Regions from separate parts of the Homo sapiens genome. Here region 1 is linked to region 2. A link is an interaction called in ENCODE POLR2A ChIA-PET data of the cell type or tissue named here. Cell type or tissue: PC-9. All regions are shown on one strand. Links, peaks and the distances in the headings refer to the core of each region. The heading gives the core; the rest is flanking DNA. Region 1 overlaps CATSPERE (catsper channel auxiliary subunit epsilon). Region 2 overlaps LOC107985372 (a long non-coding RNA gene).

Region 1 (8,000 bases), core at 1-8,000, 180 kb before region 2:
TAAACATATGCGCAGATATGCTGAGTGTAATGACAGAATGGAGCAGTGTGGGTGGATAGTATTGAAACTCAAAAGATTCCAACCCAGCTATAAAGAGAGCGAGGCTCTGGGAAATGCTCCAGAAGACTTGCATTTGAGCTAAGTCACTGAGTCTTATGGATAATGAGTATTTTGCTAGAGGCAGAGGAGGGAAGGAGAGAAGTGGGGAGAGTAATGTTGAATTCTGCTGGGTAAGTCTTTCAAGTAAAACAGACAGTTGGAGGAAGAAAATTTATAGTTCAAACGGTGTGATATTGTTGAGGCAAAAATTAGTCATGAAGTCTCAGGAGAAGAGGCCAGGAAGCTAGCTAGGTGGATTCCACACCACGGAAGGCCTTCTATCAAGTCTTACGGTGGAGTGGCATGATCAAATATTTGCTTTAGGCTGGGCACAGTGGCTCACGCCTGTAATCCCAGCACTTTGGGAGGCCGAGGCGGGCGGATCACGAGGTCAGGAGATCAAGACCATCCTGGCTAACACAGTGAAACCCTGTCTCTACTAAAAATACAAAAAAAATTAGCCGGGCGTGGTGGCGGGCACCTGTAGTCCCAGCTACTGGGGAGGCTGAGGCAGGAGAATGGCGTGAACCCAGGAGGCGGAGCTTGCAGTGAGCCGAGATGGCGCCACTGCACTCTAGCCTGGGCGACAGAGCGAGACTCCGTCTCAAAAAAGAAAAAAAAAAATTTGCTTTAGCTAGTTCTCTCTGGGAGAGGGGTAGAGGATGAATTTCAGAGAAACAAATCTAAGTAGGGAGACCAGCTAGTCAACTGTATTGGTAGTCCTGGTGAGGTAGGAGATCAGCAGGACTTGTTTTCACAACCCTGTCGATCAAAACAGGATGTAGCCAAGAAACTGGCCAAAACCAGCTAGCACTTGGAATTATAATACATTTGCATAAGACATTCCCACCGGCACCATGACAGTACAAATGCCATGGCAATAACTCAGAAGTTTTCATATATGGTTCCAGAAAGTCCCTTCCCCCCTTCTAGAAAATTCTTGAATAGCCCTCCCCTTATTTAGCATATATTTATGAGTAGGTATAAATATAGCTAGCCAGCAATCCATGAGTGCTACTCTGCCTATGCGATAGCCCTGCTCCGTCTACAGAGCAGCCATTCTGCTGTACGCTTCACTCTAATAAACTTGCTTTCTTTCACTGTCAGCTCAATCTTGAATTCTTTCCTGAGTGAAGCCAAAAAACCTCCCAAGCTGAGCCCCAAGTGTGGGGTTCACCTGCATCACTAGGAAGAGAAAAACAGATGACTGAAATAGCAACAAGGACAAAGAAAAAGAATCCTGTATAAGAAAATTAGTGATTATACACACCGGGGCCTGTCTGGGGTGGGGGGCAAGGGGAGGGAGAGGATTAGGACAAATACCTCACGCATGCGGGGCTTAAAACCTAGATGATGGCTTGATAGGCGCAGCAAACCACCATGGCACATGTATACCTATGTAACAAACCTGCACGTTCAGTACATGTATCCCAGAACCTAAAGTAAAATTTAAAAAAAAAAAAAAAGAAAATGAGTGATTGTAATAGGCAGGGCTTGATAATTGATAGATGTGAGTGGTAAGGGTAAGAGAATGAGGAACATGAATGACTCCAAGGTGACATTAGTTAGAAGGGATCCTCCACAAACTTCCACCACCATACCTGTCCATCCTCAAGCAACTGTACCAGGAACTCTGTCTGCCTTCCTGTCACTATAGATGAACTGTCTGTGTATCTGTCTAAGGCCTGTCCCTCCATTTGTAAGCTAGATCCCCACCGGTTTTCCTAATCAAGAACATTGCTCCTGAAACTGTCCTCCTCTTTCTCCTGTATCATCAACTTTTCCCTCTCTACTGACTCATCCTACAAATATACAGGTCTTTCTCCCACCAAAAACCAAAGCAAAACAAAATTAACAAACACAATCACAGAAAAACCCTCTCTTGACCCTACTAGCCCTTCAGCTTCTGTGGTCACTCTCATCAACTCTTCTCCCATTCTCTCCCAAATCGCCCTCAGCCTGGTTTTTGTGCTCACCACTCTATTGGCACTGGCAGCCAACATGATCAGTGACCTCCATTCAGCTAAACCGATGGTCAATGCTCAGGTCCCACCTTCCTTGATCTCATTAACAAGAATTGACACGGTTAATCATTTACCCCTACTTGAAATATTTTCTTCATCTGGCTTCCAGAATAGCTCATTCTCCTATTCTTTCTGTTTCCTTGCTGGTAGCACCCCCTTAATTACTTAGTTCCTCCCTGATTTCTTTTTTTTTTTTTTTTCATGATCTGGGATTTTGTTTTTAATTTTCTTAAGTCTTACGATCACCTATAATTTATAATTTCGTATATAGCTCCTCTACTTTAATCCTTTTAACAAGTTGGCAAAGCACCATTGCCAATCACACACACACAGTAATTCTACAGTTCTGTGTTTTTGAATAGCGGTTTAATGACAATCGTAAGTTAATACTTAGTCCAACTTAGTCAAGAGTCTGAAAGTAAAGTTTAACTTGCTACTATTTCTTGTCACACTGATTTTAAAAGGTGACAAGTGTCATCTATAAGTGTGAGAAGTGTTTTCATTTGATACGACACATAAACCATTAAAATGCCCTTCAATAAGTAAAAGGCAGCATTTTAGATACAGGGAATTCTAATTAGCTGGGCAGAGTTAAGACCAAAAACATAAACATTGCGTTCTTACCTTCAGCCCTTACCTTTCACAGGCAAATGAACACAAATTTAAAGAACATGTGAGTCTTGCTTGGTTCTGAGACAGTGCAAGAATTTTTCCAGTATTAAAATATATTCATATAACTAGTTACACACATCTAAATTAAAAACCAGTCTCCAGTAGGTTTGGGGATGGCATTCTCGTCTTTGTGAAAAGTTGGACGTTTCTCATCAAGCTCAATCATATCTGTAGAAGGGGAAACAGGGATAGCATTTACTGAGTCCGAATTGCTGTCAAAATTCAAAAAAACTGATCATATTCATTTAACCAGAAGCCAGTCTTACTTATCAGGGCTGCCCAACAAAAATATTCTGCCAGTCATACATGACCTGAACCCTGGTATATTAGATCAATGACACTACAATACACGTAAAATCATGAGACAATTCTGGTTTCTAAGTAAATAAGGCAGTGACCAATTCTTTCTGCCTTCCTTTTAACACCAGTGGAGATCATTTTTGTTCCAGGGATGTACTACTTGGGATTCTCCAATTGCTCCTTCCGTAGATGATGCATTTGTTCTTCTTGGTGTCTGTGTACAAGAATCCAGCCACCTCACCTGTCTTGCACCCACAGAGACCATGGAGATTGGGCCCAGTCTTATGCTTGCCTCCCTTTTCCACGGTGTGGCACTGGACACACTTCTAAACAAAAACACTTTTGCTTTTTTCAACATCACCCATATTTAATTCTCTCTTTTGTTGCTCGCACTACAAAGGTTCCCGCTCAGAAGCTTGACATCTGGCTCTCTGAGATCTCCCTGACCTCTTAGTGTTGGAATGCCCGGAGGCCCAGGGATTTCTTTTCTTTTCCCCATCTCAACTTTCTCTTTGAATGTCATCATCCAGTCACATGGGCCAGGATGTCTCAATATATTGATATATCCCAACACTGCATCTACAGCCTGACCGTCTCCCCTTGTATCTGTCAAGTATGCTTAGGCTATGCTGCAGTAATAAATAAACCCTAAAATCCCAGTGCCTAACTCTCCATGTCATAGTCTGATATATAGAACTACATCGTCCGGACATGGTCTCTCCTGGTTTGCCGCCGTGTCTGGGAAAAAGACTGGAGGATTGTATGGGATGTTTTAAAGGCTTAGAACTAGAGGTGGTTTCGACCCACATCCCATTATCCAGAACCTATTGCCATGGCTCAAATCTAACTGCAAGGTGGTGTATAAAATGTAATCAGATACAGTTCCTGAACCCCAGACTGACACCTCCACTGAGATGCTAAATACATATATCACTTTTGCACTTAGATGTCAATAGATATATCAAACGTAACCTGTCCAAAACTGAACTCCTGATCTTCCCCTCAAAACCTGCTCCACCAGTAGCCTTCCCCATTTTAAGTGGTAGCAACTCCATCCTTGCTCATCTGGCCAAAACTTTGGAATCTCCCTGACTCCTCTCTCTCTCATACACCCTACATCAAATCCATTAACAAAGCCTATTGGGTCTATCTATTTGTCAATGCCTGCTATTACAGACCCAAGTCATCACCACTGACCCGGATTATTACAACAGGCTTTTTGTTGCTCTCTCTGCTTCCACTCTTGCCTCCATATAGCAGCAAGGGTAAAACCTTGAAAACAAAGTCAAAGCACATTGCTCCAAAGCTCGAAATCCTTATCATGGAGTAAAAGCCAAGACCTTACAATGACTTTCAAGGTTCTATTTGATTTTCTGCCTCTGTTACCTTTCTCCCATTAAACTTCACTGCACTCACTCAGATGCAGCGAGTGGCTTCCTTACCGTTCCTCAAGTAAGAGTAGTTTCTACACAATGGTGAGAAGAGAAGCCAGACTGCAGGGGGTTTGCAAAATCAATGAGAAGTTTACAAGTAGAGGCAAAATATAGTCTACAGTTTTTCAGCTTTGGGCTGGAAAATAGAAGAAAGAGACAGGAATTTACCTATAGAGAAAAACACAAAATATGACCTGGATTTTTTTAAAGAGGAAGATAGATGAGTATGTTTACAGTTTGAGGATAAAGAAAGGAAGGTTAGAAATGAGTCATTCTGATTATAGTAATATAGCAGACTGAGCTAAGTTGAGTCACTCCCTCAACTTAGGACGTGACGGGACTCCCTCCCGTGATAGACACGTCATCCTGCATAAAACATAACAAAAATACTTTGTACATAACTAAGCTTGAAAGAAAGAAGGCGGACTCTCAGAAGCGAAGAGAGAACTGAAAGTTAGAGCAATGCTTTTCAGCCTACCTATGCGATCCAGGGCTACTGGCCCAGGATAATGGAGCTAGAAATTGGAAGCTGGGTTTTCAAGCCCCTGTGAGGCCAAGAGGCTCTTTCACAAATTCAGGATATATTAAGAGCTACCTAGTCCAAAAAAAAAAAAAAAGAGAGAGAGAGAGACTAGAAAACTCTGCTAATGCCCAGGTCAGTCACAAGGAAGGTTGTAACCTACATGAATTTGTAGGCAAAAACATACCTCCTATAAGAATGGGAGATGTCCACCAAAATGTTCACCTCAGGCCTCCTATGGATCTGAACTTATACCTAATAGGAATAGAGTTTAGTCACAGAAAGTGCCATATGAAAAATGAAGCTAAAAACTATCAACTAGCCTTGAAACCCCTAAGCAAACCCCTTGAAACAAAGGTAACTGGAGAAGCAAATCCAGAGATACAGGATCCTCACTGGAAAAGTCACCACCATCAAAGAATCGATCAAATCCAGAGATATAGGATCCTCACTGGAAAAGTCACCACCATCAAAGAATCGATCATCAAATCCAGAGATATAGGATCCTCACTGGAAAAGTCACCACCATCAAAGAATCGATCATCAAATCCAGAGATATAGGATCCTCACTGGAAAAGTCACCACCATCAAAGAATCGATCATCTAAATTTACAAACATTTAAGGAAACGGACCCCCATGAGGGCGAGTCAGCAGATAAAATAAGTTGAAAAATGAGCACACAAAGCAAATGCTTAAAAATAACAGAACAATCTGAATAATATAGAAAATGTGTTCAAAAATGAATAAAGAGGAAAAATAAAATAGAAATCATAAGGAAATAATACGACTATGAAAAGAAAGTAGGCATATTTTAAAAATTTTGAAATTCTAGACATGAAAATGTAGTCATTAAATTCAAAATTTTAGACATAATTACAAACCAGATTAGATATAGGTGGAGAGAGAATTACTGAAAAAAGAGGGATGTGGAAATTAACCAGGATGCAATACAAATAGGTAAACAGATAAAGAAATAAGAAAGAGGGTAAGAAACAATTTCAGCAGAAGGACAAATTTCAACATGTGCTTAATAATTTTTTCCAGAAGGGGAAATTACAGAAAATGCGTTGAAAAGAGAGGCAACATTCAATGAAAAGAAATAAAATATGAAAACTTTTCAGAATTTAAGGCCCAAGTCAGAAGGTTGAGGATTGGCATGAAGTCTCAGATACCTCAGAATGAAGCCATAAAACAGTAAAGAAAAAGGGAAAATCACATACGCTGTCATATAAATAAGACAGATTACCTACAATGGAATGTCACCTAGACTGACAGATTTCTCACCAGCAAAAATAGGATAAATATAACTGGGGGTCAGATGATTAGCCATGAGACTGGGCTGAGTAGGGAACGAAGAGAAGGCAAGAGAGAAATGCTGTGTGAGAAAGCAGGGAGGGCCGGGCGCGGTGGCTCCACCTGTAATCCCAGCACTTCGGGAGGCCAAGGTGGGCGGATCACTTGAGGTCAGGAGTTCGAAACCAGCCTGGCCAACATGGTGAAACCCCGTCTCTACTAAAAACATAGAAATTAGCCGGGCGTGGGTGGTGGGCGCCTGTAATCCCAGCTACTTGGGAGCCTGAAGCAGGAGAATCGCTTGAACCCAAGAGGCAGAGGTTGCAGTGTGCCAAGATCGCACCACTGCACTCTAGCCTGGGCAACAGAGCGAAACGGAAGGAAGGAAGGAGAGAGAAGGAGGAGAAGGGGAGAAAGGGAAGGAGAAGAAGGGGAAGGGGAAGGAAGGAGGAATTGGGGAACTGGAAATCTCTATGAGGTCAAGGGGCAGATGAGAGGACAAGTGGGGGATGGGAGAGGGTGAGGTGGGAGAGTAGTCTACTGGAACAGCACTATTTGGGATTTTTGTGGCAGCACTTGTTTCTAGAAATAACTTATTTGTCTGCTACTAGGAATCACTTGATAAAACCTTTTACTTCCAATTATCCTAAGATAATGAACTGAATACTAGAGGTCAACGACAGAGGGACAAATGGGTAAGGTCCATTGTCCAGTTCCACTGAATTATAGTATACATAGTTGAAAACCAGGTATCCGATCAGGTATTCATCAGAGGTGAATTTAGCTGCTCACTCTGAGACTCTGGCAGACTTGAATCAATCAAGCTTTGAGAATCAGCGGCAGGGGTGGCCACCGGGAAATTAGCCCATAGTCTAGGTCTCTGGATTACAATAAATGCCTTAACGTTATAGGGAATGGCTCAGGTACAAGGCTCGGCAGAGTTTTACCGATAAAAGGACAATAGACTGACTGTCCAACACTCATAAGAAGGAAGCCAGCCCTGGGAGTGTGATCTAGCTGGGAACCCAAGTCATCACAGCTGGATTCAGAGTCCCAGGGCTTGCCCCACACTTACTAGCATTTGATGATGAGTCTATCACGCTCCAATCCCAAACTAGAATTCAGTGCCACAGAAGCAGCCCTAGAGGAAACAGTGGGGCAGGATTTCTTTGTTACCCTGCAGGGAGTTCAGGAACAGATATTCTGGGTGTTTTAAGGGTCCTGAGGATTCGCTTTAGTCAGGTACGGTAAGATATACAGACGCGGAAATGGCCATCAGGAAGGAAGTGCATTATACATACAGATCCCTAGAAACTGGGGGCAAGGCATGCTCCATGGGGCCACACATGGAAACATCAGGGTCAGTCAGGAGGCAGAGGGAGTGAGGGGGAAATGTGGGCAGAGCCTTATTGCAGTTTCTGTGGGAAGGAATAGGAGAGGCAGGGTAAGCATGTTTGAAATTGGCTACTTTGAATAATTTCAATGGGGCTCTGGGGACTAGGGACTCTCCCTGGTTGTAGTGTGTCTGCCTCTGGGGTGATGAGGGTAGGAGGATAGTAGCCCAGGGCTACTAATAAAGAACCCCCTTTCATAGGCAGGGGCTCCTGGAAGAGTTGGTTACTATCTCTAGGAATTGGCTAACCTTCCGCAGACCCCCT
Region 2 (16,771 bases), core at 4,777-12,776:
GTAGAGACAGGGTTTCACCATGTTGTCCAGGATGGTCTCCATCTCTTGACCTCGTGTTCTGCCCACCTCGGCCTCCCAAAGTACTGGGATTATATTTTATTTCTTCTTCACGTTTGAAGGATATTTTCATCAAATATACTATTCTAGGATAAAACTCTTTTATCCTTCAGCACTTTATTTTTATTTTTTATTTTTTGAGACAGAGTTTCACTCCTGTTGCCCAGGCTGGAGTGCAATGGCTTGATCTCAACTCATTGCAACCTCCATCTCCCAGGTTCAAGCAATTCTCCTGCCTCAGCCTTCCAAGTAGCTGGGATTACAGGCGTATGCCACCACGCCTGGATAATTTTGTATTTTTAGTAGAGATGGGATTTCTCCATGTTGGTCAGGCTGGTCTCTAACTCCTGACCTCAGGTGATCCGCACCCCCCAGCCTCCCAAGTGCTGGGATTACAGGCGTGAGCCACTGCATCCAGCCTATTCAGCACTTTAAATATATCATGCCACTCTCTCCTGGCCTGTAAGGTTTCCACTAAAAAGTCTGCTGCCAGATGTATTGGAGCTCCATTGTATGTTATTTGTTTCTTTTCTCTTGCTGCTTTTAGGATCCTTTCTTTTTCCTTGACCTTTGGGAGTTTGATGATTCAATGCCTTGAGGTCGTCTTCTTTGGTGTTCTATAACCTTCTTGTACTTGGATATCAATATCTTTCTCTAGGTTTAGGAAGTTCTCTGTTTTTATCCCTTTGAATTAACTTTCTACCCCATCTCTCTCTCTCTGCCTCCTCTTTAAGGCCAATAAGTCTTAGACTTGTCCTTTCAGAGGTATTTTCTAGGTCCTTTTAAGTGTGCTTCATTGTTTTTCAGTCTTTTTTTCTTTTGTTTCCTCTGTCTGTATATTTTCAAATAGCCTGTGTTCGAGCTCACTAATCCTTTCTTCTGCTTGATTAATTCTGCTATTAAAGGACTCTAATGCATTCTTTAGTTTGCCAGTTGCATTTTTCCGGTCCGGAATCTCTGCTTGATTCTTTTTAATTATTTCAATTCTTTGTTAAATTTATCTGATAGAATTCTGAATCCCTTCTCTGTGTTCTCTTGAATTTCTTTGAGTTTCCTCAAAACAGCTGTTTTGAATTCTGTGTCCAAAAAGTCAAATATCTCTGCTTCTTCAGGATGGGTCTCTGGTTCCTTATGTAGCTCATTTGGTGAGGGCATGTTTTCCTGCAGGGTCGTGATGCCTGTGGATGTTCATTGGTATCTGGGCATTGAAGAGTTAGTATTTATTATAATCTTCACTGTCTGGGCTTGTTTGTACCTGTCCTTCTTAGGAAGGCTTTGTGCATATCAGATGGGACTTGAGTGTTGTGATCTAAGCTTTTGGTCACTACAGCCATATCTGCCTTAGGGGCCCCCCAAGCCCAGTAACACTGTGGTTACTCTTAGAGGTAACCACAGACTCTTAGAGGTACTGCCTTGGTGGTACTGAATATAAGATCTGGAAGAATTATCTAGATTACCATGCAGAGACTCTTGTTCTCTTTCCTTACCTTTCTCCCAAACAAACAGAGTCTCTCTCTGTGCTGAGCTGCCTGGAGCTGGGGAAGTGGTGACACAAGCACCCCTGTGGCCACCACTACTGTGACTGCACCAGGTCAGACCTGAAGCCAGCGCAGCTCTGGGTCCCACCCGTGGCCTGCTATAACCACCGCCTGGCTACGACCTGTGTTTGCTCAAGGCCCTAAGGCTCTACAGTCAGTGGGTGGTGAAGCCAGGCTTGTGCTCTTCCCTTCAGAGCGGCAAGTTCCCCCAGGTGCTAGGTGGGTCCAGAGATGCTATCTGGGAGCCAGGACCTGGAGTCAGAAACTTTAGGAACCTACCTGGTGTTCTATCCTATTGTAGCTGTGCTGGCACTCGAACTACAAGACAAAGTCCTTCCCAGTCTTCTCTCCCCTCTCCACAGGCAGAGGATTCTCTCCTCATGGCCACCACCACCGTGGACCCAGGGGGAGTACAGCCTGGCTACCACCAATGCTCACTTAAAGCCTAGGGCTCTTCAGTCAGCTGGTAGTGAATGCTGCCAGGCCTAGGACTCATCCTTCATGGAAGTGGGCTCCCCTCTGGCCTAGGGTAGATCCAGCAATGCCATCCAAATGCCAAGGCCTAGAATTAGGGGCCCCAAGAGCCCACTTGGTGCTACACCCCACTGTGGCTGAGATTATACCTAGGCTGAGTTCTGCCTGGTTTTGACAAAGTCCCCTTTACCCTTCCCTCTCCTTTTCTCAAGCAAAAGTAGTCCCTCTTTATAGCCACCACAGTTAGAAATGTGCTGGGTCATGCCTGAAGCCAGCACGTCTCAGAATCTCACCCAAGGCCCATGACATACTCCCTGGGTATTGCTGCTGATTATTCAGGGTCTAAGGGCTCCTTAGTCAGCAGGTGATGCATTCTGCCAGGACTGTGTCCTTCCCATCAAGGCAGCAGTTTCCCTTCTGGCCCAGGGTATGTCTAGAAATGTAGTCCAGGAGCTAGGGCCTGGAATGGAGGCCTCATGACTCTACCTTGTGCCCTGTGCTACTGTGGCTGAGCTGGTTTCCAAGTTCCCTCTCCTCTCCTCAAGCAGGAGGAAGAAGTCTCTTTCAGAGCTGTGAACTGTGCTGCCTGAGGTCGGGGGATAAGTGGCACAAGCTCTCCCTTAGCTGCCCAGGCTTGTGTCTCTGTAGGCCATGTGCCCCCAAGTCCACTGGTTCCAAGCCCAGCACAGCACTAGGACTTGCCTAGGAGTTGTAGTCCTTGTGGCCTAGACTGCCTTTCACATTTATTTAGGATCCTAGAGCACTTTAGCCCATGGTGGCGAGATTTGCCAAAAGTCGGCTTTCCACCATTGGGATGGGCAAGTCCCCTGTGGCTAGGGCTGATCTAAATGCTGCCTCCGTTGCTGGCTGAGTTGTGCCTGATTTTACTTTGTGTTGTGATGGGGCAGCACTGAGTTCCAATGCAAAGTCCCCCAGTCACTGCGCTCTCCCTCCCCCAAGCACACAGGTTCTCTTTTTGTGCCTCACGGCCACTGTTAGGAGATTGGGGAGGGGTGGAGTCAGCAGTTCAAGACTATCTTTCCTACCCTCTTCAGTATCTCCTTCAGCAATGTGAAGTTAAAACCAGGTACTGTGATTGCTCACCTTATTTTTGATTCTTATGAAGGGGTGTGTGTGTGTGTGTGTGTGTGTGTGTGTGTGTGTGTGTGTGTGTAGATAGTTGTCAAATTTGACGTTCCTGTGGGGAGGACAATTGGGAGGCTTCTATTCAGCCGTCTTGCTCTGCCTCCTTCCCGTTTTCTTTCCTCCTTTCTTTTCCTTCCTTCCTTCCTTCTTTTTTTTTTCTTTTTTTGAGACAGGGTCTCACTCTTGTCCAGGCTGGAGTGCAGTGGTGCAATCATCGCTTCAGCAGTCCTTCCACCTCAGCCTCCCAAGTAGCTAGGATTACAGGCATGTGCCATCACACCCAGCTAATCTTTTCAGTTCTTGTAGAAATGGGATCTCACTGTGTTGTTCAGTCTGGTCTCAAACTCCTGGCCTCAAGTGATCCTCCCACCTTGCCCTCCCAATGTGCTGGGATTACAGATGTGAGCCACCTCACCTGGCCAAAGTATTTTTAAAATTTCTGATCAATCATATATTTGTGAGAAATTACCACATTCAATAACAAGATAAAGTGGGAGGTCTCGTTTCACTGTTAAAATTGCAAAGTAGTAATAAGTGCAGAAGATAGTTCATGCTCTCTGAAACAACCGTAACATGATATAAAAATGTCTGTGATTTCCATTGATGGTGACCAAGTCACTGGGACTGATAATGCTACTGTGGTTTGTTGCCTGGATTTATAATAATGCTCAATTTCAGTTCAAGGTTAGTAAATTTCCTATCTAACTCCATGGATCTCTTGCAATCTATCCATAGTCCTCAGGTTAAGAAGCCCTTCCTTAGAGTGAACAATTCAAGGTTCTAAATAACTTAGAAAAGATTCCCCTGCAGGCACGATGCAAGACAAATTCACTTACTATTTATTGCTGGGTCATTGGTAGCCCTTCATCCCTCGCTAAGCAGAACCTCAGGGGGCTGTACCTGGGAGGCATGTATAGATGTCCCGGTAAGAATGAACACAGAAGATGAGAGAATGACAGCGGGAGAGGAAGGGAGGGATGCAGAGGGAAACGCAAACATCCAGACTAAAAAGCACCTTTAGCCTTCACCTCCTGCCACTGCCCTCTGATCCCAAGCAGGGCTTGGAATCCAGAGAGGGGCTGCCTCCCTCAAGTCATTCCCCCTTTCCTTTATTCCTGTGACCAATTACAGATCAGTGAAGCTTAAGTTTTTTGCATTCACCTTTTTTTTTTTTTTTTTGAAATAAAGTTTTGCTCTTGTTGCCCAGGCTGGAGGGCAATGGTGCGATCTTGGCTCACTGCAACCAATAAGGTGGACCTCCCGGATTGAAGTGATTCTCCTGCCTCAGCCTCCTAAGTAGCTGGGATTACAGGCATGCACCACCACGCCCGGCTAATTTTTGTATTTTTAGTAGAGACAGGGTTTCTCCATGTTGGTCAGGCTGGTCTCGAACTCCTGACCTCAGGTGATCCACCCACCTCCGCCTCCCAAAGTGCTGGGATTATAGGCATGAGCCACCACGCCCGGCCAGCAGATTCACCTTTCAATCTCCCTTCCCATTTCCCTCCTAATCCCAAACACCCACATGTCAGTCTGAGTGCTTGGTTGTAACAGATGGTCTCCCTTTTCCCCTCCAGTTTATCCTGTACGCAGCTGTCAGACAATTTTTTCTGTGTGTCACTTTCTGCTCAAGGAACTTGCTGGGGAATCTCCATTATCACTGGTCCCACAGTCCACGTCTCTGTCTGGCTTTCAGGGCCCTTCATAATTTCACTCCATTCTCTCAACCAGGTTTATTTCTCATCAGTACTCACACTCACACTCCTTCTTGCCACACTCATGACTTTGTTGATGCTGTGCCCTTACCCGGAACTGTTCTCCTCCCACCACGCAGCCAAACCAAATTCAACCCATCCCACACACCCACCTGAAGATGGTTTTCCCCTGGCTGAGCTGAGCTGACCTGGCACTATTCTCAATGCCCAGTGCATGGACATTACCACATAGCCTGGTACTGAAGCATTTTCCAACTATTTCATGCTTAGTAATTATCTCTCCATGGACTCTAAATGCCTTGAGGATAGGAATCATCTTCTATTCTCCTATATATCTCCCTGGGCCTAGACTAACGCTGAGCAATAGAAATCATGTTATCACTCAAGTTATAATGAGAAGAGGAAACTTTTTATTTTGTTAGATCTCTCTGGGGAAGTGCTATATGTGCTTGGAAGAAACATGCTGACAAGCTTACTGAGGATAAGAAGGAGGCCTCCCAGGGCATTCTCAAGCAACGAAAGACGTTTGCTGAATTATTCGCCAGAAGATCAGGAGAGTACTTTATGGAGCTTGTGAGAAAAAGGAAAAGCAAAAAGAGAATAAGAAATGAGACAGGGATGCTGTACATTGTATTAAAATGAGATGCCTGTACCCCCAAACCCTGAGTAAAATTCTATTAAAACTCAAAAAACAGCTGTCTAGGTGGATTTCTGGTGGAAACCAGTGAAGGGGCCAAGATTTCTATGGAGGGTAATGTGAGGTTTTGAGATAGATGCAAACAGGAGCCAGATGGACACGGAGGCCTTGACTAGCATTTGGATTATATTCCAATATATGATTGATCAATTGGCCAGTATGGAGAATTATCATGGAAATGCGTGTGGTGGCTCACTGACCCCAGATGTATATTTCTCCTGCCTCTTCCATCTCACTACTATCTATTTGAGGAAGTATTAAAGTGAAGGCCACATCAGACTCTGTAGGATAACAGGTAGCCACAAAGTCTTTATTCATAAAATCCACTTCAGGCTGGGTGTGGTGGCTCATGCTTGTAATCCCAGCACTCTGGGAGGCAGAAGCTGGCAAATCATGAGGTCAGGAGTTCGAGACCAGCTTGGCCAACATAGTAAAACCTAGTCTCTACTGAAAATACAAAAATTAGCCAGGTGTGGTAGCATGCGCCTGTAGTCCTAGCTACTCAGGAGGCTGAGGCAGGAAAATCGCTTGAACTCAGGAGGTGAAGGTTGCAGTGAGCCGAGACCACGCCATTGAGCTCCAGCCTGGGTGACAGAGTGAGACTCCATCTCAAAAAAACTAAAACTAAAAATAAATAAAATAAAATCCACTTCCAAAACATTCTTTTTAAACTGTGAGTGTGTTTGGTTCTTAGCTCACCTCAAGGTTAGGTAAGTTACCCACTCAGTGAGCATACATCTGGCGATTAGCTTGGGTTTCGGTGGTTGCTTCAGGTATACTCAGGGTGTAGGTGGAATTTGGCACTCGCTGGTTGAGTCATTTATAATTGTCCAAATTTGAGGAGGTATGAATTATGCCATCTCAGCTAGATTAAAAATGGAATGCACGGTCTTCTAGATGCTTTGATTTCATCAATATTATAATCCTGGAGAAAATAAACATTTCATTTATAAGACATGACAGATGCTTGGTAAGTACTCCAGATACTGTAGGTGCTCAGTTCAAGTCTGTTAATAAATGCAGACTTTGTTCATTACATTAAGTAAAAATGTAAAAGCAAGCAGGGTATGTATTAGTGTTCTCCAGAGAAACAGAACTAATAGGGAATGGATATAGGTATAGATGTTTCAGTCCATTTTTTTGTTGCTTAGAACAGAATACCTAAAACTGGGTAATTTATTTTTTTATTTGTATTTATTTATTTTTGAGACAAAGTTTTGCTCTTGTCGCCCAGGCTGGAGTGCAGTGGTGCGATCTCGGCTCACTGCAACCTCCGCCTCCTGGGTTCAAGCAATTCTCCTGCCTCAGCCTCCCAAGTAGCTGGGACTACAGGCACCCACCACCACGCCTGGCTAATCCATTCATGAAGGCAGAGTTCTCATGACCCAATCACCTCTTAAAGTCCCCACTTCTCAATACTGCCACATTGGGGGTTAAATTTCAATGTAAGTTTCAGAAGGGGACAAATATTCAAACCATAGTAATAGATGTATAAAGAGATTTTTTATAAGGAATTGGCTCACACAATTATGGAGGTCAAGAAGTCCCAAGATCTGCAGCTGGCAAGCTGGAGACTCAGGAGAGTTGTTAGTGAAGTTTTTTGTTTTTGGTTTTTGGGGGGTTTTTTTGAGACAGAGTCTCGCTCTGTCGCCCAGGCTGGAGTGCAGTGGCATGATCTCAGCTCACCGCAACCTCCGCCTCCTGAGGCTGAGATTCTCCTGCCTCAGCCTCCCAAGTAGCTGGGACTACAGGCATATGCCACCACACCCGGCTAATTTTTGTATTTTTAGTAGAGATGGGGTTTCACCATGTTGGCCAGGCTGGTCTTGAACTCATGAACTCAGGTGATCCACCCGCCTCAGCCTCTCAAAGTGCTGAGATTACAGGCATGAGCCACCATACCCAGCCAATGATGAAGATTTGATCCAATGTTTGGTAGGCTCAAGACCCAGGAAGAGCTGATGTTTTAGTCTGAGTCCAAAGGCAGGACAAACAGTCAATCAGGCAGGAGGAATTTTTTGACTCTTGGGAGGAGTAGCCTTTTGTTATATTTAGGCCTTCAGCTGATTGGATGAGGCCCACCAACATTGGGAAGGGCAATCTGCTTTATTCAGTCCACCAATTCAAATGTCAATCACATCCACAAACACCCTTACAGACACACGGAATAAGGTTTAACCAAATGTCTGGGCTCCCTGTGGCCCAGTCAAATTGACACATAAAATTAACCATCACAAGGTACAACATTGAATTCCAATTATATAAAATATAAACTCAGGCAAAATTAATATATTCTGTAACAAAGTCAGGAGAGTGTCTGCTCTGGAGAGAAAGAGAAGGGGCTTGAATGGCTTCTGGTTATTGGTAATGTCTTATTTCCTGATTTGATGTTGGTTATACAGGTATGTTCACCTTGTGAAAATTTATGGAGCTATCCACTAGGGATTTATGCCCTTTTCTCAATGTATACTATGCTTCAATTCAACATTATTTATTTGTTTGTTTGTTTGTTTATTGAGACAGAGTCTTGCTCTGTCACCCAGGCTGGAGTGCAGTGGTGCGATCTCGGCTCACTGCAACCTCCACCTCCTGAGTTCAAGTGACTCTCCTGCCTCAGCCTCCCAAGTATCTGGGATTACAGGTGTGTACTACAATGCCTGGCTAATTTTTGTAATTTTAGTAGAGATGGGTGTTAGGAACAGGCCCCCAAATCTGGCCATAAACTGGCCCCAAAACTGGGCATAAACAAAATCTCTGCAGCACTGTGACATATTCTTGATGGCCATGACGCCCATGCTGAAGGTTATGGGTTTACCGGAATGAGGGCAAGGAACACCCGGCCCACCCAGGGCAGAAAACCGCTTAAAGGCCTTCTTAAGCCACAAACAATAGCATGAGTGATCTGTGCCTTAAGGACATGCTCCTGCTGCAGATAACTAGCCAGACCCATCCCTTCGTTTCAGCCCATCCCTTTGTTTCCATTAAGGAATACTTTTAGTTAATCTATAATCTATAGAAACAATGCTTATCACTGGCTTGCTGTCAATAAATATGTGGGTAAATCTCTGTTTGGGGCTCTCAGCTCTGGAGGCTGTGAGACCCCTGATTTCCCACTCCACACCCTATATTTCTGTGTGTGTGTCTTTAATTCCTCTAGTGCCACTGGGTTAGGGTATCCACAACCAAGCTGGTCTCGGCAGACGGGTTTCTCTGTTTCCCAGGCTGGTCTCAAACTTGTGGCCTCAAGCAATCTGCCTGCCTCAGCCTCCCAAAGTGCTGGGATTACAGGCATGAGCCACCATACCCGGCAATTCAACATATTTTACTGGGGTGATGGGAGTGGGCATGTGGAATGTCTTAGGAGATAACACTGCTATAAATTCCTTCCAACAAGCTTACGTTTTCTTGGCTAGAATTGTTCAGCCTCTCAGAATCCCTGGATAGGAAGTTGGATCATGCAGCTCCTGTCTGGGTTCCATTAAGTTAAAGCTCAGTTAGTTCGAGGGGCATCTCTTTTGCCTCAAGAGAAGTTCCTGAAAGGAAGGACAACAGTGAGTTCTGGCTATGGGACCCTTATTGCCAAAAGCACAGGAGCCCAGTCCAATCACAGCAGGTGCCAAACCTATCGATCTAGGAAAAGATGACCTAGCCGAGGTCACATCATGCAAGAACCTTGCAGCCATTGGTTCCTTCCATTTTTGTTGCTGTCGTGCTTTCTCAGAGTCTCCTTCTGAACATTGTTGCTTTGAAATTTCTGGGCAGCAAGAAACTGATATAAGACCTGATTCCTCTCTGATTCTGTGGGAAAACCACAGCCCCAAAGGGAGTTTTGGTTGATTTTTTTGAAGACATGTTGCCCAAAGGACTTTTTTTCCTTCTAGTTTTTTCAAGTGCATATTCGTTGAGACCCAATCCTCTGGCACCCATTGAAGTAGAGATCCACCGATTAGGTTAGCCAAGGCAGAGAACTGATCTAAATGATTTGGGCTCCAAATTAAAATTTTGATCTGAATCCAGTGCCTTGTTAAAATTCTTCACATTGAGCTTCGCCTTTCATTTGGTAGAACGTTTATTTAGGCATTGTGTCATATGATGGGAAAAGATTGACATGGTTTAGGATTCCGGCTCAGCCACCCACTTGCTGAGTAACCATTGGTAGATGATTTAACCTCTTTGAGGCTGTTTTCTCAAACTCAGTATTGAGGGATGAATTAAAATGTGTATATGAGGCTGGGCATGGTAGCTCATGACTGTAATCTGCACTTTGGAAGGCTAAGGCGAAAGGATTTCTTGAGCCCAGGATTTCAAAACCAGCCTAGGCAACATAGTGAGACACAATCTCTACAAAAAATTACTAATAAAAAATTAGCCGGGGCCATGTGTGATGGCTCACGCCTGTAATCCCAGCACTGTGGGAGGCCGAGGTGGGCAGATCATGAAGTCAGGAGTTTGAGACCAGCCTGGCCAATATGGTGAAACCCCATCTCTACTAAAAAATACAAAAATTAGCAGACATGATGGCGCATACCTGTAATCCCAGCTACTTGGGAGGCTGAGGCAGGAGAATCGCTGGAACCTGAGAGGTGGAGGTTACAGTGAGCCGAGATCGTGCCACTGCACTTCAGCCTGGGCAACAGAGCGAGACTTTGTCTCAAAAAAAAAAAAAAAAAAAAAAAAAAAAATTAGCTGGGCGTGGTGGTGCGCACCAGTAGTCTCAGCTACTTGGGAGCGTAAGGTGGGAAGATTGCTTTAGCCCAGGAGGTTGAGGTGGCAGTGAGCTGGGTTTGCACCACGGCACTCTAGCCTGAGCGACAGAGTGAGACTATGTCTCAAAAACATAAATAAATAAATAAAAAACATACATGCAAAGTGCCTAAACCACTTTAGTTACTCAGGTAAGTAATAAACATTCATCATCATCATCATTTCAATATCCTGTGAAGTCAGTGTAGACCTGGCCTAATGCAGTCAAAGTGGTTTAACTCAAAAAGCACGTAAACGTCTTTATTCCACGGGAAGTGTGTAGCTTTACAGCCCGCAGGAGACATTTAAATAGAATCTAGACAACGTTCAGATCATCAACAGGTTTTGAATCTCCCAGATTAGAATATTTGTGATTATGTGAGCTTGACATCAATGAAATGGAATAAATAAAATGTTCATTGCTCTGTTGCCCAGGCTGGAGTGCAATGGCACAATTATAGCTCACTGCAGCCTCGACCTCTCAGTCTCAAGTGATCCTCCTACCTCAGCCTCCTGAGTATCTGGGACCACAGGCATGCACCACCATGCCCAGCTAATTTTTGTGTATTTTGTAGAGATGGGGTCTTGCTCTGTTGCCCAGGCTTGTCTCAAATTCCTGGGCTCAAGTGATCCTCCCACCTCAGCCTCCCAAAGCACAGGCATAAGCCACCACACCCAGCCATTCTAATAACTTTGGTGTATCTGGCTTGATGTTTATATTAGATTTGATTGATCTTTTTGATGGACATGAGTGGGTGGTAGAAAAGAGAGTATTTACTTGTGTTTTGATGAACTGGTGGATTTTTTTAATTTTGAAAAATATAATTCACAATAACATAATTCAAAAATATCTAATAAATGTGTTTTAGAATGGCTATTGATAGTGAAGAAATCTTATGGGTTAGGGTGTTTCACACTGATTTATTTGTATTGCTGACCTTAGAAAAATTAATTTCTGAACCAGGAGTGGTGACTCACGCCTATAATCCCAGCACTTAGGGAGTACCATGCGGGTGGATCACTTGAGGCTAGCCTGGCCAACATGGTGAAATGCTGTCTCTACTAAAAATACAAAAATTAGCTGGGTATGGTGGCGCGTGCCTGTAAGTTCAGCTACTCGGGAGGCTGAAGCAGGAGAATCGCTTGAACCTGAGAGGTGGAGGTTGCAGTGAGCCGAGATTGCGTGCCACTGCACTCCAGCCTGGGCAACAGAGCAAGACTCCATCTCAAAAAAAAAAAAGAAAAAAAAAATTAATTTCTGGCCAGGTGCAGTGGCTTACCCCTGTAATCCCAGCGCTTTTGGAGGCTGAGGCAAGAGGATTGCTTGAAGCCAAGAGTTCAAGACCAGCCTGGGCAACAAAGCGACACCTCTGTCTCCACAAAAATCTAAATAAATAAATAAATCAGCCAGCTGGGGTGGTGTGTGCCTGCAGTCCCAGCTACTCAGGAGGCTAAGGCAGGAGGATTGCTTGAGCCTGGGAGTTTGAGGTTACAGTGAGCTACGATCACAACACTGCACTCCAGCCTAGGTGACAGAGTAAGACCCAGTTTCTTAAAAAAAAAAATAATAACAGCTGGGCACGGTGGCTCACACCTGTAATCCCAACACTTTGGGAGGCCAAGGCAGGTGGATCACAAGGTCAGGAGTTCAAGACCGGCCTGGCCTACATAGTGAAACCCTGTCTCTACTAAAAATACAAAAAATTAGCCAAGCGTGGTGGCAGGCGCCTGTAATCCCAGCTACTTGGGAGGCTGAGACAGGAGAATCACTTGAACCTGGGAGGTGGAGGTTGCAGTGAGCAGAGATTGTGCCACTGCACTCCAGCCTGGGCAACAGAGCAAGACTCTGTCTCAAATAAAATAATAATAATAACAAAAGAAATTAATTTCCTTCACAGTAGTTTACCAAGTGTGACAGCAAAAGTACTGAGGTTAACAAGCATTTTGGAAATGTGATTTCTGAATAAAGTAATGAGTTTTTTTTTCTTTGCAAGTGGAGAGAAACTTCCTCTTTGTGAAATTTCATGTCAGATAAACCCAAGGTATAAGCTGAAATAAAAACAATTATGTAATCGCTCTTCTTCATCTTACCTCCTTTTTAAGGAATATAAACTATTGGTAATGTACTAGTGAGAATTCTAATGTGTGAGTCATAGCCTGTGAATCATGGTAACGCATCAGAAGGCTCTGATTGGGAGAACTGAATTATAGTCCTCTTCCTGCACTAAAATAATAACCTCCTCCCACAGGGGCTCAAAGAAAAACATGGTTTTCCAGCAATGAACTTTAACTTCTCTTCTTTATTTTTTCCTGGTTTGATTTTTATGGGAATCTGCTCTAGGATGGCTGGCTCCTCTAAGACTTACATTATTTAGAGTCGTCTTCCATACCGGGTGTAATTCTTGCGCTCACGGTCTCTCTCTCTCTCGCTCTCATCTTTCTTGTACTTATTTGCTGTTATTTCTACAAAGATAAGACAATAACAGGTAACTTGTTTTTACAGCGTACAGTTTACAAAGCACTTTCATAAATATCTCATTTGAGCTTCTTAGCAGCTTTATAGAAAAACATAAATTATTACTCATTTCTACAGATCGGGAAACCTAGGCCCAAGAGAGGTAAGTGACTTCCCAAAGTACAGTGCCTCTTGATATCAAGTCAAGTAAATCAAATCCCTCTTCAGCTTGGTGGACACCACCCCGCATGGTTATCACAGCAGGAAGATGGAGGGTGGGTGGTCAAATGCTAACACAGTGAGAGCACTAGACTTTCTTTTATGGCAAAGAGCACAGTCACTTACAGAGATGTTTGTACCATGCAGGAGACAGCATGGCTGACTCCCAGGTGGAGTTAGGAGCTGCCCAGGTCTGCAGGTCCCCAGGGAGGGATAGCTTTGGAGGACACCCAGGCAAACTGAGGATTCCAGCAGACACGAGAAGCTCACCTCAGCTGCTCTAATGGGGTGGTGGCCAGCGGGGTTAAACCTATCTATCCTGCCCCCCAAAACACACCCTCCTCAGCTGCCTATCCTGGGACAGGACACACCCTCTTGGCTCCCCACCCACAAGTTACTAGCATGAAACAAACCCAGCGAACTCAATTCAAGGAAAGGGAAAGCTCGTTTTCTAGGCATAGGGTCCTGCAGTGGGGCCGGGCTTCCAGCCTGGTTGTGCTTCAGGGCTGCACACTCACACAAAATGTCTCATGGAGTAGATGACTCGTTCACTCAAGAACCAGCCATCGATGGCCTGTGGTTACAGAATGGAAGACACAGTGAAGCAGGGGAATTATAAATGGGGTGCTCAATGTAAACCAGATTGTTTGTTTTGCCCCTCTCCCCTCTCTCTCATCTGTCTTTCTTGTCCTTTATGCCCCAATGGCACCTGTGGGGTCCCTTCCCCAAGCAAAGCTGCTGGCACCTACACACAGAGAGCATGACGCTCATAGAGGCTCTCCAGGAGGACCGAAGTGCCCACAGAAGCACCAGTCAGTGTAGCCTGAGGCTGCCCAGGCCCAGAACCTCCACCCCTCTGTTCTCAGCCACCCAGAGTCATACCCTTAACCTCATCATTATCCAGACCTACAGCGCCTACACCCGCTCTCCAACCACTCCTGACCATGTCCTCTATCTGTCCAGCTTACTCCCTCGGCCCCCCAATTCCAGCAATCCTGTGAGCCACCAAGACCTACAGTCCTGCCCTATAGAGACCTCACCACCTTCTCACTGTCCCCCAGCCCCCACGTCCTCCCCTCCCTCCTGATCCAATCATGACGGTCATTCATCTGCTTATACCCTCCGACTTCTTCACCTCTTTCTCGCTTTGAGGTTCTCTCTGATGAAATCACACCCCTGGTTAAATGGAACTCTCCAGCCGCTCTGGGCCTGCATCGCCCCATGGCTGGAGAACAAACTCAGTCAGCCTCTGTTCACCCTTTGCATTGCTGACAAAATCCAGTGGGCCCTGACTGATGCTCCACAAACGTATCACACTTCTCTCGTCTCCTCTCTCCCACTCTCCCAGGTGATGATTTCATACCTTCTCCTCTCTCTCTACACCTTCAACACCTCCTCCCCCTCCTCCCTCTCAGCAACTTTGCTTCCTATGCCACCAAGAACATCGCAGCCACCAGAAAAGAGCTCCTACGTGCTCTCACCAGCGCGCCCACCCACCCCCCGTGTCTGTGTCTGAGCACTCAGCCTTCTCCCCGCGGCGTGGGTGAGCTGCCCTGCCCCCACCTGCCCCTCCGTGGGATGGGATCCCAGCCCCTGCGGCCCACTCGCGGACATCTCTCCTGCCGCTCTGTCTTCTCTCTCCTGCACCTCCGCATTTTCCTTCTCGATTGAATTAATCCCATCAGCTCATAAACATACTGTATTTCTCCCATCTTAAGAAGAAAAGAAAAAACAGCTCTCTTCACTTCACTTCCCCCTCCAGCTTCCACTCCACTTCTCTACCTTCTTTCACAACAAAACTCCTTGAAAGAATGGAGGACACTCTTCTTCTCTCTGCCTCTGATTTCTCTCCTCCGGTCCTCACTCGAATTCACCACAGCTGGACTTTTGCCCCCACCATGCCACTAAATCAGTGTTCAGGTCACTGGTGAATTCCATGGTCACCTGTCGGCCCTCTTCTTGCTTGACCCGTTGGTGACATGACATGCAACTGACGCTGTCTCCTCCTTGAACCGCCTTCTTCTCTCGGTTTCCAGGATGCTGCCCACTCCTGGTTCTCCTCCTGCCTTTCTAGACACCGTCTCTCAAGCACTTTTGTTGGTTTTGTTGGTGGTGGTGGTGGTGGTTTTGAGACAAGATCTTGCCTTGTCACCCAGGATGGAGAGCAGTGGCCCAATCAAAGCTCACTGCAGCCTTGACCTCCCAGGCTAAAGTGATCCTCCCACTTCGGCCTCCCGAGTAGCTGGGACCACAGGTGCCCACCACCACACCTGGCTAATTTTTAAATGTTTAATAGAGATGAGGTCTCGATATGTTGCCCAAGCTGGCCTCAAGCCATCCCCCCACCTCAGCCTCCTAAAGTGCTAGGATTACAGGCGTGAGCTGCCGCGCCCGGCCTTGTTGGTTCTTTTTCCTATCCTTGACTAAAGTGCTGGGATTACAAGTGTGAGCCGCCGCGCCTGGCCTTGTTGGTTTTTTTCCTATCCTCCTATCCTTGACTAAAGTGCTGGGATTACAGGCATGAGCCGCCGCGCCCGGCCTTGTTTGTCTTTTTCCTATCCTTGACCTCTAACTGTCAGTGTGCTCCAGGGCTCAATCCTCGGACGTTCTCTTGCATACCTATACTCAATGCTGAGGAAATCTCAGCTTGTCTTATGGCTTTAAATACTGCATATCTGATAGGTGTAGATGGATATGATGGATATAACGATGATTCTCTAATTTTTTTTGGAGATGGAGTCTCACTCTGTCGCCCAAGCTGGAGTGCAGTGGCATGATCTCAGCTCACTGCAACCTCCGCCTCCCAGGTTCAAGTGATTCTCCTGCCTCAGCCTGCCAAGTGGCCCAAGTAGCTGGGATTACAGGCACCTGCCACCATGCCCGGCTAATTTTTGTATTTTTGTAGAGATGGGGTTTCACCATGTTGGCCAGGCTGGTCTCGAACTCCTGACCTCAAGTGATTTGCCTGCCTCGACCTCCCAAAGTGCTGGGATTACAGGCATGAGCCACTGCTCCCAGCCTGATTCTCTAATTTTTATCATCAGGAAGACCCTTTCCCCTGAGCTCCACACCCACCTACCCACTGCCATTAGACGATGGGCATCTCCAGCCTCACAGAGCTCCCAGTTCTCCACTCAGCCAGCCTTTTGGCAGTCTCCCCATTTCAGTTCAAGGCAACTTTATTCTTCTAGTTGCTCAGACCAAAGACATTCCTCAGTTTGCATTCTCTCACCCCACACAGCCAGCTCATTAGGAAGTCTTGTTGGCAATACCTTCAAAATACATCCAAACCCAATTCCTTTCCATCTCCCCCACTGCCACCATCATTCCTCACCTGGGTTACTTCAGTAGTGTCCTAACAGGCCCCACGGCTCTGTCTTCACCCCGTTGCAACCTACTCTCAGCAGTTTTCAGAAAGATCTGATTCAATTCTGTCACTCCCCTCCTTAAAAGCCTTCTCTAAATGCATTTTCAGTTAGAGAAAAGCTGTAGACCTTAGCGTGGGCCTGCAGCCCCTAGCTGACTCTGCCTCTTATCTCTCCGCGCTCTTCCCTGCTGACCCCCATCCCCTGTGCTGCAGCCACACTGACCCCCTTGAGCACACGCCAGGCTTTAGGGCTGGTCCTTTCCACTCTGTCTGCCTGGGCTGCTCTGACCCCAGACAGGCTGCTCTAAAAAGGCTCACCCTTCTCCAGCTTTTCCTACTCACCCTGCCTGCTATTTTTTT

Evidence for each region. Peaks named below come from ENCODE experiments on the same cell type or tissue, not always from the same donor. Only the 100,000 strongest peaks of a DNase experiment are listed, where the experiment ranks them.
Region 1: POLR2A ChIA-PET joins it to region 2 with 14 read pairs; 4 of 35 experiments call an interaction of 5 or more read pairs at or near these places.

What each region holds. Positions count from the first base shown.
Region 1 is chr1:244,595,228-244,603,227 of GRCh38, forward strand. All of the region lies in intron 17 of CATSPERE (catsper channel auxiliary subunit epsilon), which reads left to right. It also overlaps the pseudogene CYCSP5. Among named protein-coding and RNA genes, the nearest start is that of DESI2, 54 kb to the right of the region's middle. RefSeq lists an enhancer at 4,801-5,010. In PC-9, for the core only: no CTCF peak of the experiment used is centred there; a DNase peak (open chromatin) is centred at 4,874; H3K4me3 peaks cover 1,388 bases; H3K27ac peaks cover 1,515 bases.
Region 2 is chr1:244,766,013-244,782,783 of GRCh38, forward strand. It overlaps LOC107985372 (a long non-coding RNA gene), which reads right to left. Exons shown (of 5, transcript XR_001738568.1): 2 at 12,737-12,833; 3 at 9,027-9,160; 4 at 6,327-6,552; 5 at 5,253-5,500. Among named protein-coding and RNA genes, the nearest start is that of C1orf202, 43 kb to the left of the region's middle. In PC-9, for the core only: no CTCF peak of the experiment used is centred there; a DNase peak (open chromatin) is centred at 12,499.